2 separate regions of the Homo sapiens genome follow, and region 2 is linked to region 1. The links are chromatin loops, found by intact Hi-C in ENCODE. Cell type or tissue: sigmoid colon. All regions are shown on one strand.

Evidence for each region. A loop is a pair of places that touch in the nucleus more often than their neighbours do. Peaks named below come from ENCODE experiments on the same cell type or tissue, not always from the same donor. Only the 100,000 strongest peaks of a DNase experiment are listed, where the experiment ranks them.
Region 2: it touches region 1 in a loop (5-fold over the local background); 6 of 110 quality-filtered maps call a loop at or near these places.

What each region holds. Positions count from the first base shown.
Region 1 is chr16:86,428,665-86,431,164 of GRCh38, reverse strand. No RefSeq gene overlaps it. Among named protein-coding and RNA genes, the nearest start is that of FENDRR, 79 kb to the left of the region's middle. In sigmoid colon, no CTCF peak of the experiment used is centred here; a DNase peak (open chromatin) is centred at 1,510; H3K27ac peaks cover 640 bases.
Region 2 is chr16:86,497,297-86,499,796 of GRCh38, reverse strand. The region is part of intron 1 of FENDRR (FOXF1 adjacent non-coding developmental regulatory RNA); the gene reads left to right. Among named protein-coding and RNA genes, the nearest start is that of FENDRR, 10 kb to the left of the region's middle. RefSeq lists an enhancer at 874-1,498. In sigmoid colon, no CTCF peak of the experiment used is centred here; DNase peaks (open chromatin) are centred at 626, 1,196 and 1,976; H3K4me3 peaks cover 2,500 bases; H3K27ac peaks cover 1,904 bases; H3K27me3 peaks cover 2,365 bases.

The sequences.
Region 1 (2,500 bases):
GTGTGAGCCTCTGTAACTGGTCCCTTCATTAAAGGCTCTCCAGATCGCCAGCCAAGGGTGCTGCCTCTTTCCTTCCAGGACCCTGACTGCTGCCCCTGCTCAGTATCACAGAGGGCTCTTGGTTGGAGCAACAGACACTCATTCTGCCTTACTCAGCAGCAAAGGAATTTGGAAAGGGATACTGAAAAGCTTACAGAATTTCCAGAAGGCTTTAAGATGTGGAAATGAGAGCCTGGGAAATGAAAGCATAGAATCAGGCTGGTGGGGTGCAGCTTCCACCACCAGAGCTGGGCTCGGAGGCCACAGCATGAGCCCCAGCCCCCTGCGCTGCGGCCATTGGCACCCCAGGGAGCGGGTGCAGTGAAGCTGTCAGGAGCACCATCTCCAGAAGTGGTTCTCCTCTCTTCCAGCTTCTTGGCCACACGAGTCCAGACTCCAATGTCCAAGTGCACGCCAGTGGTTGTCACTTGCTACGCCCCCACTGCTGGGGAGCTTGCACACTGAGCATTTGGCACCACAGACGTTTGGGCAGGGTGTTTTGGGTGCTGGGTGGATGCACTGGACACTTTCCAGCTGCTCCCTGTGTCTGCCTCTCCTTCCTTTTCCCTCTGTGCCCTCAGAGATTGTAACGTGGACTCCCCTGCATCGTATTAATCAGGCTCCTTTGCCCTGGCATCTTGTTGAGTTCAGCCAAATCAAGATACAGCAAGAGATGCGAGGGAGGTGGGGAGAGAAGCTGGGTAGTCACTGGCCTTGCTACAGACTTGTACATAGGCTGGCTGTGTCCCTCTGAAGAAGGCCACAGCTCCTGTTGGACAGGCCCCTCTCCACTGGGCCTCTTTGTGTCTGGGGTTCCAGTAACTCCCCCACCAACCCCTCAGTCATGGTGGTGGTCTCTGCTCCCTGCTGTTTATGTTTTGCAGGGGGAGGAGAGCTGTACCACCCTTGTTGCTGTCTTCTGTAAATTGTCCTCATATGAAACTCTTTCCAAGTCACCATGTAAGAGGGACATCGATTTCTTGCTGGCGTCTTGATTGTTAGGGCAGGCAAAAATAAACAGGTAAGCAGGAAGGCCACAGTTGACCACACTCACGGCAGCTCTCCTGGGCTGCCGAGCACCTCCCTATGCACGTACCTATGCACCTCCCTTTGTTGTGGGCTGCTTGTGACCCCCAGAAGGGTAGATCCTAGTCGTAACCCTCTGTAGCTGGGGATGTGACCTTACTTTCCGAAAAGGTGTCATCGAGCAGCTGTCATCAAGTTAAGATGAGTTTGGACAGACACTCAGGGAGTAGGCTTGGGAAACAATGGAGACAGAGAGCAGAACGATGCGTCTACGAGCCAGAGAACACTAGGAACCGCTGGCAGCAACAGAAGCAGGGAGGGAGGAAGGAACGGATTCTCCTCCTGACTTCCCAAGAAGGGACCAGCTTTGCGGACTCCTTGATTTTGGACTTTTGGCCTCCAGAACCACGAGAGTCTCCAGAGAGACATACAGACGCCCGCTGTCCCCACGTGAGTTAGATGAGCTCTTAGAGCTCTGCAACTGTGTCACACGGGGCCCAAGTGTGGGCTCCCGAGACGGCCTGATTGGGATCCCAGCTCCACCTTCTACTGGCTGTGACCTTGGCAGATTCACCTCCGGGAGCCTCGGTAACAATGCTTAACTCTGCGTTTGCTTCGAGAACTCCAAGACTCCAAGTGTAAAGAGGCTTACGACAGTGCCTGCCACAGTGCAGACGCTCCAGAAAAGCTCCCAGAAGAACAGATTGGCTGGCAAGCCGGTCAGTTCGATCCAGGCTAGGGTGACAGGGCAGGACCATCTGACCCAGCTCAGGGATAAGGGCAGACTCTTGGCAGACTCCAGGCCTGAAATGGGGCTTGGCGTGGGAACAGGATGACAGCTGGCATCTGCTCCGAAACAAGCTCCGAGATGAAGAGAAGGGGAGAGCCCAGGGAGCCTGGCAGAGTGGAGGGACATGTGCTGTCCCTCTCCCCAGGGAGTGGCTCTGTGATCTTGAAGTAGTCACTTAACTGTCCTGGGCTGCAGTTGCTTCCACAAAATGCAGCTGTTGGGAGCATGTCAGCCTGCAGCAGACAGCCGACTGAAGTGGTCTCTTAAGACCCTGCTGTGGCAGTGCCTGTTCACTATTCCCAGAAACCATTCTCCACCTCTCCTTAGGTTCAGCTGGGCACATGGCTACCTGGAAAGGACTCATTTCCCAGCCTTCCTTGCAGCTATGTGCAACCATGTGACTAAGTTCTGGCCAATGAGCAGTAAGAGGAAGTGTCATGTGATACCTCCAGGACGTCTCCTTAAATTAAAAGGGAAGGGGATGAAGCCAAGAGGAGCCTAAGGAGGCATGACAACTAAATTCACCTGAGATCCTGGAACAGGAAACACACATTAGGCAAAAACTAGGGAAGCCTAGAGAAAGCGTAGACTTTAGTTAATGATAATGTGTCAGTATTTGTTCACTAATTATACCAAATGCACCAT
Region 2 (2,500 bases), 69 kb before region 1:
AATTTCTGTGGTTCACTTGGTTTTCATATGTGCTCTGCATTTCTCTACCCCAGTGCCAATTAATTCTCATCCTGGGGATTTTTTCCTAATAGTTAGCAATTAATTACCTGCAAAAATTCTATCCCTGACATGGGTAGATGTATAAGACCCGCTATTTAAAAAAGCATAAACCGCAACATATTTTAAATATTTTGTTATATACCCAAGGTCAGCATTGATCCTTTTATCTGGCCTCTCCTCCCACCTCCCTTAGGGTTTGAAAACCACTTCGTTCCCACTGGCAGCTGCAGGCGAAGCTTTCTCTCAGTGGGGTCATTGTTTTTTTTCCCAAAATTGAGCTGAGATCCATTTAATGCACCATGAAAACTAACTTAATTAGGAATCAAATTCATTCTTTTGTGAGACCAGCGGTAAGCGTCCAACACTCCCTCCGCTGCCGCCCCCACGTTTTTCTGCGTTTTTTGCTAAGCCGCCTCTGCTGAAGTCCGTGACTCCAGGGCAGCCGCCCCTCCACCGCTGCCCACCTGCCCCTGACTTCTCTCTCTCTCTCTCTCTCTCCATTTTAAGCAACCGAGGCGCACTCTGGTTTTGCAAGTCTGACATTCTTTACGTCGCCTTCCCGGAAAAATTTGTCCAGGGCTGGCGTCCGGCCGAGGCGGTGCATCTGACGCCCGGGAGAAGCAGAGCGCGTTTCTTTTGGCGTGGACCTGGGACCCCCGCGGGTTCCAGGGGCGGCACGCCTTGGGGTCGGCATTGGGACCTGGCTGCGAGGCAGCTCGGCGGCCAGGAAGGCGCCGGCGGCGGCGGGAGGGTGCCAGGCAGCCCCGGCTGGTAACTGCTGTTCTAGCTCTGCAACCGAGCGCTCCTTTCCACCGCGGTTTGGGCTAATGATGGGTCCTGCCGGCGTGAACGCCGTGTTTATTATACCTTCACCAGCCCAGGGGAGGGGTGCGCGCCTGAGCGCCCGGGGTCCAGGAACGCCAGAGCTGCAACGCCGAAAACTTTTCAGGCTGGGAAAAGGTCTTGGGGCCCCTCATACACGCCTTTTTCGCACTCGCTTGGCCTCGACTTGGTCAAGGGCGGATTCGGCCTGCCTTCAGGCTGGGGGGCCTCGGGGCACCGGGGTGCACCCGGGGCCCGCCCCCTTGGGGAGGCACCTTCTGGAAACCCAGGCCCCGCGCGTCTCCCGCCGGGACTGCCCCTTGGGCGGTGGTAAAACTGCCCAGGCCCCGGGTATCAGGATCATACTCAAACCCCAACCCCTGCCCGCCCCAGCCAGGAGGGGAGACGGTTGGGAGTGGGAGGCCTCGGCGCTGTTCTCTGGATGCAACTGAGATTGCCGCTAGAGGGTGACGCCTGGGTCGGAATCCAAGGTAGACGAATCTGGGGTGCTGGAACCGTGCTTTTCCCCGGAAAACCCAAGAAATGCACTTACAGTGCGAGATTGGTTGGGGCGTGTCTATAGGGGCAACGGGAAACAGCGAATACTACGGATTATGTGCTAAGGGAGGGAAAGCAGATCGAAGGTCCATTACTTGCACATTTCTACCTACGATTTGGGGCCTGAATCATCCAGGAAGCCGGCTTTGTACTCCACCTGTCTGTGCCAGTGTAGACGGAGTCTGGGGCCGGGGCCAGCTGATTTTCCATTGCAGTCCCCAAAACCCTCCCAATTTTTAAAATTTGGTCGGGTGCGGGCCGAAATTGGGGTACAGGCGGTGCGGGGGTGGGCGGGTGGGGGACGCGCAGATGTGAGACTCCCGGGTTACTGTAGTAAGCTCTATTTGGGGCGGGGCGCGCCCGCGGAGACCCTGCGCGGCGGGAGGGACATGTGCACAGGCGCGTGGGGGTGGGGTGGTTGTGAACCAGGGAACGCAGACCCCCGAGAACCGCCAGATAGTCGCTGCGTCCACTTAACCCGGCGGCAGAGCCCTCCGCATGATTGCTCTTCCTCCACCAAAAGCCCACCCCAGCAAGCGTGGGCCTCCAACCCCAGGCCGGAGGTCCCAGGCTGCGTCTCACCTCCCGCCCCCTTCCCCCGTCCCCGCCTTGCGTCCGGCTTAACGAAGACCGCTCGGGTTCCAACTCAATTAGCTCGCTGCAGAGGCCGCCGCCGGCGTCGAGCTCCTCCAGCAATTAGGGGCGCGCCGGCTGGGGCCGGGGGCGGGGGCGGGGCGGGCAGGTAAAGACGGAACCAATTTGCCTAGAGGGTTTATCAACAAGTGGCTTAACTAGGAATTTGCGTTGACAACTCAGCACCTCCGTCGGGGCTCCGGAGGCGGCGGAGGGCCGAGATGACAGGCTGAATGGAGGGGCGGGGGCGGGGGGGGCGTCCTGGGAGCCGGGAAGACCGAGGCTTCAGAGCCACCCGAAGCCACCTCGGCCGAGCCCCGCGCGCGGCGTGTGCCGAGTGGACCGGAGCACCCGGGGCGCGTTGCCGGGACTCGGGGCTCGGCAGGCGGGCGAGCACGGGCCGGTGGGCGCTGGACTGTCTTTCCCG